Regions from separate parts of the Homo sapiens genome. Here region 2 is linked to region 1. Evidence: read pairs that join two places in POLR2A ChIA-PET (ENCODE). Cell type or tissue: PC-3. All regions are shown on one strand.

Region 1 (5,000 bases):
TCTCAAATGCTGCTGCCCCAGTTTCTGCAGTTCTCCAGTGGTTACTTTATTAATCTATGTTAATTTTAATGGGTTTTTATCAAGTCCATCTGGTTGACAAGTGCATTTTGATTCTGTAGAAATGAGTCTGGAAACCTGGGGCTTTAGAAGCCATTGCCAAGGACTTCTTGTTCCTGGAATCTGGAAAAGTTTCTTTATCTTTTGGGATCAGTTTTCTCATCTACATAATAAAAGGGGCCTAGATCAATGATTTCTAGCATCTCATTTTTAATCACAAGATTTTTTTTTCTCAAATGAAATGTGACATGTACCAAACAGACAAAATCAGTTTTCTTTGATTGAAACAAGGGTGAAGTCTAGGGTTTGCCTTTTGGCTTCCCTAGTACCCTCACCCTGGCTCCTGAGACTGATCTAGTTGATGTAGATGGTTGTTAAGTGTCTTAGACCTTTCTGTTCCTATAACAGAATGCCTGAGACTAGATAATTTATAAAGAACAGAGATTTGTTTCTTACAGTTCTGGAGGCTGGGAAGTCTAAAGTCAAGGGGCCCATATCTGGTGAAGGCCTTCTTGCTGCATCATCTCATGGCAGAAGGGTTGGGTGAGAGAGCACACAAAGGGTGGCAGAGTGGGTGGACACATCCTCTTTATCAGGAACCCACTCCAGCAATAACTAACCAACTCTTGTGATAATGGCATTAATCTACTTATGAGGGCAGAGTCACCATGACTTAGTCACCTCTTAGAGTCCCGCTTCTCCACACTGTTACATTGGGCATTACATTTCCAACACATCAACTTTGGGGGACACATTCAGACTATAACCTTAAGGTACTGTTATTAGTTATTAGAGGGCTTTTCTTATTGTCCACCAAGTGCCTGATGCTGAGGAGTTCTGAGCTGTTCAGCATCTACAGGAAGGCTGAAGCTTGGCAGGGCAGAGCAGTCGAGAGGCTAGGCTCTATAACTGGGGTGCCTTGGCTTGAATCCCAATCCTACCTCCTTAGTGGCCAAGTCATCTTTGAAAAATCACTTAATCTCTGTGCATCTGTTTCTGTGTCTTATAATAGGGATAATAATAGTATCTGGTTCAGAAGGTTGTTGTGAAGATTAAAATAGTTCATATATGCAAAGCCTTTAAAATAGTGACTAGTACTACATAAATGTTAGCTATCATTCCTATCATTTTTAGGATCTAGCAGAGCTTTGTAGGGAGTAGAAGCTTAATCGTGGCCATTAATTAACTTGATTCTGCAGAACTGCAGACCCGGAAGAGCTTTCTGATGTCATGTGGCCCGTGTTTCCTAAACTTGCTTATGTGAAGACTTTCCTGGGTCACTTGTTAAAATGCAAACTCCTGAATACTAACTAAACTTAGTATTCAGTAACTGCTAAACATACTGAACCAGCATCTGCAGGGAGCAGTCTGAAAATCTGTATTTAAAATAAATGTCCTACAAGATACTGATGATTAGGTAAGTTCAAGTTGGAAACTGTAGTATCTAACTATTATCTTTCACAGAGAAAGCTAAGCACTTGGGAGAAGTGGCTCACTCAGTGTTAAAGTTAGTGGTGGAACTGGGACCAGAACCCGGGTCCCTGTCCTTGGTCCTGTGTTATTCCCATTGCATCTCTTTTCTCTGTGATGTCTCTGGTGCTTCTGTCCAAGTGCCCGAGTTTGGCCGGATAGAAGAAATAGTTTCAGGATGACTTTACCAAAGTATTATTTGGCTGTGGGCAGAAATTATCTGCCAGAGGGGTACAAGAGTTCTCTCTTCTTTAGGTGGATTTTGAGCTCCCATATTTATTCTTGAATTGTGCTTCTAGGATAATGATCTCTGGAAACCTGCATGCCCTGAGTGATCTCAAAGTCTGGTAACTGTTCTTGCGGTCCTGTTTGCACAGGAACAGAAATTCATTTCAAAGTGCAGCCAGTGCCAACAGGGGAGAGTGGGCAGAGAAATCAAATGAAAATGCCAAAACGCTGACTACACGGCCAGTTTGCATCATGTGAACCACTTTGGAGCCTGAGGACAGAAACCAAAAATATGCTTCTGTTCAGAGGCGGCTAACAGCACTAGTGTTATTATTGTTATCATCATCATCACCACCATCATTCGTCCATAAATTTAAAAGTAGGTAGCTGGACTGTGTTTTTTTTTCTAGGAGTTCTGCATGAAGTTCAGAGCTATGATGAATTTTAGAGAAATAAGTGTGGAGGCATGCATGGTCCCATAACTTAGCCCCCTCAGCTGGAACCACAGCTCTCTTGCCCCCAATTGTTCAGTACAGCCTTGTCATCACAGTGAGAACAGTTTTACACACTCAGGGCTTGTTCTAACAGTAAAGAAGCCAAAAAAGAAATGTGTAAAGTAAACTGATGTTTAAGAATTCTGGTAGGGAATTAGGATTCTTTGCTGCAGAAGAGAGGACTGAAGGCTGAAGCAAGGACAACATGACGGGGAGGGAGGTGACTGGGAAGTACAGCCCTTTATTCCTGGAGAGGAGGTGAAGTCCTTGAACTTGAAGAGATTTAGAGATCAAAATATAAGATGTAATTGGAGTCCAGGTCCTCAGGGGAAGTGCCAATTTAAACTCTGTGGGTGGGATTGGACCTTACAGGCAGAAGAAGAAATTAAACTGAGTACCTTAAAAACAACAACAAAAAGCACCACCTGTGTATATGTCCATTTCTTTATTCACTCAGCCTAGTTCTGCTGCTCTGTATAACAAATCCAGCTCCTCCTTTTACAGGAGAAGGTGGTGAACCTCAGGTGGAAATTCATAGTTTTCTTTTGAAGGCAAAGTCTTTGTTTCTAATCTGACTCTTACAGAGCCAGAAGCTCCTTTTCCAAGGCAGAGCTGAGGAGCATAGGGGTGACTCCCAAAGTGTGGCAAAGGGGAGATTTCACCTGTTCTAGCCATACTCTTGTTGTTATCCAGCAAAAATTTGTTTTAAACTTCTTTAACAATTTACTTACATTCAACATGGCCTAAATTATAAGGGAAATCAAATGCAGGATATAGAATTCTATGTTTTTTTGCTAAACAATCCTGGACTAAGCAACATTTTCTCACATCTACAATGCAGTTATTACTGATGTTCATGTTGATGACATTTAGGCACTAAAAGGTTCCAGAATGTTTTCTTATTTATTAAGCAATATCAAACTATATTGATTCTAATGTTATTGTGGATTAGTAGATATTCAGAAATAAAATGAAAATTGGAGCTTCCATGATAGTCCCCTTTAAATTCAGATAAAGAATTGGAAATGTAGAGTAATTAAATGACTTGCCCAAAGTCACACTATCTGTTGAGTAGCAGAGCTGGGATTTGATTTATCTTTATATTCCTGTTACTGAATTTGGCCAGTTCATAGAGGTGTTTCTTCTCTAGTAGCTTGAATTTGTGATCTACTGTGTGGTCAGCACTAACCTATATTCTAAGCTTGGGTGTGTGTGTTTAAGAGCAGAACAAATATAGAAAATGGTACCAGTTCTCCAAATACACGCAAGCCTAGTCAAGGATATGGGACTTACACAGGTGAAACAATAGAGAATGGTACAATTCAGTGGTGCTTCCCATGCCTTCATGGGCATGAAAATCACCTGCATGTCTTGTTAAAACACAGATTCTGGTTTAGGAGCTGGAGATTCTGTGTTTCTTACAAACTCTCAGTTGAAGCATATGCAGTTAAGGGAGACATACTTTGCGTAATAAGGCAAGGCAGGAGATAATTAAGGGGTAAATTATGTAGTATAATTATGAAACATAAGGAGTTCAGAGGAATAAAGTATAATCAGGGGCAAGTTTCATGGAATACATGGAATTTGAGCTCATCTTGAATGAGAGTCTGACTTCAGATCGGTAAAGGAGAGAGGCCCAGGAATAAAGTGAGTTAAGAGTTACGACAGGGTCAAGAAATGTGCTTGTGAGATGGAGAGGGAACCAGACTGGTTGGATCAGATGGTGTTCAGTGTGGTGATAGGCAGTTTCTGTGATGGCCCCCATCTGTCTCCCTCCTCATGGTATTTATGCTGTCGTGCAATGGCCTCTTCCTGTGTGTGGTCCAGATCTAATGACTAGCTTCTAAGGAAAAGAACACAGCAAATGCCATGAAATGCCATTTCCAAGATTAGCTTACAAAAGACTCTGACTTCCATCTTACTCACTCTGTTTCACCATTGCTTTCTCTGAGGGAAGCTAGCTGATGTGTGATGAGCTGCCGTGTATCAAGGAACTGATGTCTTCAGCCAACAAGCAGCTAGAATCTGAGGGGTTGAAACAGCCACATGAGTGAGCTTGGAAGTTGGAACTTATTGCCTGAGTCAAGCCTTGAGATGACTACAGCCTTGGCAGACATCAAGTGCCTGAGCCAGAGGACCCAGCTAAGCCACTCTCAGATTTCTGACCTACAGAATTCGTGTGATAATATTAATACATGTTTATTGTTTTAAGTTGCTGAATTTGGGGGTGGGTTGTCACACAGTCATAGAAAACTGATACAGTTGGAAATAATTTTGAAAGGTGAAAGGCATAGTATGAAATCTGATTCTGTGGTATGGAGGGGTTTCAAAGACTGGCAGAACAATTTGGACATGGTACAGAAGCCATTGAAAGCTCTTTCTCTCATAGCTTTATGGAGATATAATTCACATACAATATAATTGTCATTTAAAATGTACAACTCACTAGTTTTTAGTAAGTTAGCAGAGTTGTGAAATCATCACCACAAGCTATTTTCATACACTTTGATCTGCCCCCAAACAAAGCCCATACCAATTAGCAGTCATACCCCATTTTGTCCCAAGCCCTAGACAACTTCTCTACTTTTTGTGTCCAACAAATTTTCCTATTCTGGACATTTCAGGCAGAGTAATAAAATACATGGCTTTTTGTGTCTGCTTCTTTTACTTAGCATAATACTTTAAGGTTTATTGGTGTTGTAGCATGTGTCAGTATATTTGTTGCTTTTTATCGCCAAATAATATCCCATT
Region 2 (5,000 bases), 1.8 Mb after region 1:
TTCAGAAGACTTCAGTTTAAAGAGATCTTAAACACATTTTTTAGTGTCTTCTTTAAGCTTCTGCATTGAAAAAGATCTGGAAGACAGGAATAGTGCTTGCTTTTTGGAAGGAATCATACCAGATGAGAGGCACAGACTTCACTAAAACCAAAATGATGTGTAGAGACACAATGTTCCATTTTCAGGAAGGTTTGTCTGGACTGGAAGAAACTGCTGCCTAGTCCTGTCACCTGGAACAAGGGGGGATTTCATTTGCCAATGAGGGGCCCTTTAGGCCCTGCCAGTCTTGGAGTTTGTGTACCTGGGTCAGCCAAGCAAGAATCAAGGAGGGTACAATGCACGCATTCAAAGATCAGTGTGTTCTTCTTGGCAAGTGTGCCTTTTGGGCACTGTTTGTCCCCAGCACAATGCAATCCCCACATTCTCAACCTTGTGACATTCAAATGTCTGCTAACTGCTTTCTTCATACCAAACGCTTATGAAAGGAGCACTCTACAATCACAAAATTAGAAAACTCATTTATATCTAATCCTTAGACAAGATAAACTGGAGGTCATTGTGGTAACTCCTTACCACAAATGATAAGAATGGTAACTTAAAAGTTTAATAATAAGCAGTTAAGCCAGGCATGGTGGCTCACATCTGTAATCCCAACACTTTAGGAGGCTGAGGCAGGAGGATTGCCTGAGGCCAGGAGCTCAAGACCAGCCTGAGCAACATGGTGAGACCCCCATCTCTGCCAAAAATAAAAAATAATTAGCTAGGTGTAGTGGCACATACCTGTAGTCCCAACTACTTGGGAGGCTGAGGCAGGAGGCTTGCTTGAGCCTGGGAGGTCAAGGCTGCAGTGAGCTGTAATTGCTTCTAAAAGACAATAGTGAGATAGAAGCTTAACAGGTGCTTCTAAGATGTTTTCAGTTCTTAACAGAATGTTCATGGCCTGATATTGACCTATAATTGTTGTTAGAGTATCAAGTGCTGCATTCTCTTTGCAAGGTAATTTTCACAGCTATGGTAGAGTAGAAATAGCACCAACCAGATCCTTCCTATAATGTTAGGTGTGATTCTGGATATCAAATATTAGTGGGACCCAGAGAGAACTTACAAAAGGCACAAAGAAGACTAAAAAGTCTGATTAAAAGATTAAAAAATAAGAAAAAAAGGAAGGTGGTATAAAGGTCTTGGACTTATTTAGCTCAGGAAAAAACAAAGGTTGTTCTGAATTGATGATTGCTGGCATCTGTAAGTCTTCACATGTAGCATGCAGGCTGGATGTGGTAAGAATATGTGAATGTCAATATCGAGGAGTTTGTTGAAGTCAAAATAGGTTCCCAACAGTGATTGAGGACTGGTCTTTCCAACAAGAGATACTTTATGAAAAACTTTGTCCAATAGCTAAAGAAGAAAAACTCCTTAAAAGCTTCTCACCCTTGTCAATTATTTCTCTCTCCGTGGACCTCATGTTTTTAAATATCCTGTAAATCAATTGCTTATGAATAATCATATATTCACTCTGGTTTTCCTAGGATAGTCTCAATTTATGCATTTTGTCTTGTGTAATTATCAACAGCTTTCCCTTTCAGTATCTGAGTATCCCATTTGAAAAATAAGGCATATGATTATTCTAATAAGAGCTAGCATGATTTGATTTTGGAAATATATATGGATTCGACAGGTTACACTCTGTTTAAAAGTGGCTCAAAAGATTCTATTATTGTGAAATTGGCTTAAGCAGATGATCTTTTAGCCTGCAAATACATGATTCTGCGACACCATTGACATTACCGAAAACAACTGTTCATCTCATGAGAATGAAAGGGACAACAACCCCTCCAAGGTCTCTTCAGCCTCATTTGGAACAGGCAGGAATAATAACAAATGTCACACTCTTAGCCATGAGTCTAACGAAAGAGAAAGCATCATTCCACCATCTGAGCTGGGAACTTTGTGGTTTTCAGATGTTCAGGAATCCGGGCCGCTACCCATCCTGATATTCTGGGAATGCATGATTGTGAAAAGAGAATCAACACGAGACCTCTATATTGAATTATTTAATTAATTCAGAAAATACTTATTGAGCCCCTCCTTGTGCCAGGCACTATTCTAAGTACTGGGATTTTGTACTCCACCATGCCGGGGAGTCAGGCTCCCCACATGAACCAGTAATGGCTGTGGTAGTTTCCTGAGAGCTCAGTGGGAATGGCCCTTGCAACAAGCCCAGGGATTCTGTGTTCTCAGAAATAAAAGCAAGCAAAAGAGACACAGGCTTTGTTTCTGAGAAATAATTGGTTTGGGGATTTAAGTTTATTATTTTCTTCTCCATTCTCATGCACTGATTTCGTGTTTAAGCCTCTCCTCATTTCACTCTTGGGAGCACTGGTCGAAGAGAGCAGTGTCAGCTAGAGGAGGGTTTGAGGTTTGTTTTGTTTTGTTTTAATCATGGAAGAATTCTAAAAGGAAGAATGATCAAAGTTAAATTTTTAAGAATTATGCCATGACTGTGATCATAATATTTTCCACAAATGAGGCACAAAATGGCATAAAGTTGTTATTTGTGCCCTAAACAAAACTGGAGCATTCAATCTAGATTTTATAATACAAGATCCTTATAGGCGCATAGATGGTGCTTCACGAACAGCTGATTGAGTTGAATGGAACTGTCTACTTTGGAAAACAAGAGTTGTACATTAAGAGCCTCTCCAGCGTTTTGCTCTGGATGCATTCCAAAAGTTGTTGTCACTAAAGGTTTAAATATATAAAGATGGTACAATAGACTCTATTTCCATGGAAGTAAACTGGTCTCTAATTAATATACCAGAAGCTGAGTCACTTTGTTTTTACAGGCACGTAGAGAGGAAGTGCCATCTCTCCTCGGTCGTGACACACTGCCGGTTAGCTGATGTATAGTTCTTTTTTTCTTTTTATTAAGGAGTAGAAAAGAAACAGAACTGAAAGTTGAAACAATTCGTACAAGGAAGAAGAAAGCCTGGGAAGTTACCTACATTGCCTAACATCACAGAATCTAAAGGAATCAAACTTTCTCTTTCCTTCTTGTATTTGAAGAAAGGAGACCTCATCTTAAGACGAGAATTCTTCCAGGTTTTCCTGGACAGCTTCTTTCATTCTCCACAGTGTCTGTTTCAAACTTTCCTACCTGTCTCAATGTCTTCAAGCTCATCCACAACTTCCTTGCACACCCAGGGGAGGACTTTACCCCCTACCTTACAGACAACGATGTGAGAACAAAAGCACCCCCACTGCAGCACCACGCAGCCTGTTCCCTCACCTGCATTCGTTCCCCCTCCCCCTCCCCCTCCCCCAAGCCCGGCGGCTCTCATTGGGCAACGGAAGAGGGGTCCTTCCTCCAGTCTCAGGCAAGGCTCTCCACCCATGCTTTAGATCTCTTCCTTTCCACATCTCTGGAAATTTGCTCCTGTAATCACCCACACTCTTTCCTGTATCTTCCACTCACACAGGAATGTTCTCAAATCTCCATCTTTAAAAAAAAATGAAAACAAAACCTCTCAAGTACATATTTTCATCTAAAGAGAGACTTTCTTTTCTTCAGAGTCAGGATCTTAGAAAAGGTGGCACTTGCTGTCTCCTCTTCCTCTTCCTCATTTCTTCCTTACCTGCATTTGCCTCTCCTGCTTCACAGAAAGTTTTCCCCCTGAGGCTCTTATTCCTTCCTCGTTGCTCATCCAATGAACACACTTCAATTCTTGCCTTTCTTTTTTTTTTTTTTTCCTTTTTTTTGAGATGGAGTCTTGCTCTGTTGCCCAGGCTGGAGTGCAGTGGCAGGATCTCGGCTCACTGCAACCTCCGCCTCCTGGGTTCAAGCAATTCTCCTGCCTCAGCCTCCCGAGTAGCTGGGATTATAGGCACAAGCCACCAGGCCCGGATAATTTTTGTATTTTTAGTAGAGATGAGGTTTCGCCATGTTGGCCAGGCTGGTCTTGAACTCCTGACTTCAGGTGACCCGCCCGCCTTGGCCTCCCAAAGTGCTGGGATTACAGGTGTGAGCAACCGCACCCAGCCCAATCCTTTCCTTTCTTGGGCTCTGTGGCCTTGGGCACTCTTGTCTCTTCCTATTTCTTGAATCCATAAAACTACCCTCTCGGGTTTCTTCTTACTTCTGTGGCTTCCACTTCTAAGTCCTCTTCTTGGCTCTGTTTCCCCATAAATGCAGGAGTTCCCTAGGGATTTATTCTCATCCATTCTTGTACTTTTTGCATTTCCAGAGTGTTTTCTGGGGGGGGGATGGGGGGATGGGGGGGCGCACAAACCTAATCATTACACTCTCCATAAGGTTCTCCAGAAGTTCTCAGTTACCTTCAGAGTAAATCTCACCTCTTAAGTAGGGCTTCCTACACCTGTCCTGACAGACCCATGTCAAGCCCATCTAGTATCCCTTCCCCATAAATTCTTGAAATTCTAGCCATAGTAATTAACTGAACAAATCACGTTCTTTCTGGTTTCTGTGTCTTAGAAAATGCTGCTGCCTTTGCTCAGAGCACACTTTCTTCCCCTTGTTTGCCTATCGAATTCAAGATTTTCCCCCAAAGCTCAGTGCATATTTCTATCATGGGATGTATCAATTTGTATTGTATTTATCTGTTTACCCACCTGTTTGAGTTCCTTAAGACAGGCACCCTATTTATTTATCCTGTTAAGCTCTGGGTGATTCTTTGTGCCTAACACAGTTCCATCATGAGCAATAAATTTGTTGAATGACTAAGTGGATAAATGGAAGATACCATCCCTTTCAATTCCAAGCTCAGCATGTAAACTAAGTTCAAGTCACGTAGACTTTTTCTATCAGACCTGAGTACAATGCTTCTAAAGCAATGTACATACCTCCACATAATAAGGATATTGATTTTCTATCTTCAAAATAAATGTGGCTCCTGTTGTTAGAAATGTGTTTGTTCTGACCTTCCTGGTAGTCATGGAAATGAATTACAGCCTTGGGCAAAAGGGCATCCCTCAGTCAAGGGGAT

Evidence for each region. Peaks named below come from ENCODE experiments on the same cell type or tissue, not always from the same donor. Only the 100,000 strongest peaks of a DNase experiment are listed, where the experiment ranks them.
Region 2: POLR2A ChIA-PET joins it to region 1 with 7 read pairs; 1 of 35 experiments calls an interaction of 5 or more read pairs at or near these places.

What each region holds. Positions count from the first base shown.
Region 1 is chr5:40,474,997-40,479,996 of GRCh38, reverse strand. No RefSeq gene overlaps it. Among named protein-coding and RNA genes, the nearest start is that of PTGER4, 200 kb to the left of the region's middle. In PC-3, no CTCF peak of the experiment used is centred here; a DNase peak (open chromatin) is centred at 1,956; H3K27ac peaks cover 1,545 bases.
Region 2 is chr5:38,648,941-38,653,940 of GRCh38, reverse strand. It overlaps LIFR-AS1 (LIFR antisense RNA 1), which reads right to left. Exons shown (of 9, transcript NR_103554.1): 7 at 781-864; 8 at 1-76. Among named protein-coding and RNA genes, the nearest start is that of LINC01265, 69 kb to the left of the region's middle. In PC-3, no CTCF peak of the experiment used is centred here; a DNase peak (open chromatin) is centred at 2,840; H3K4me3 peaks cover 1,230 bases.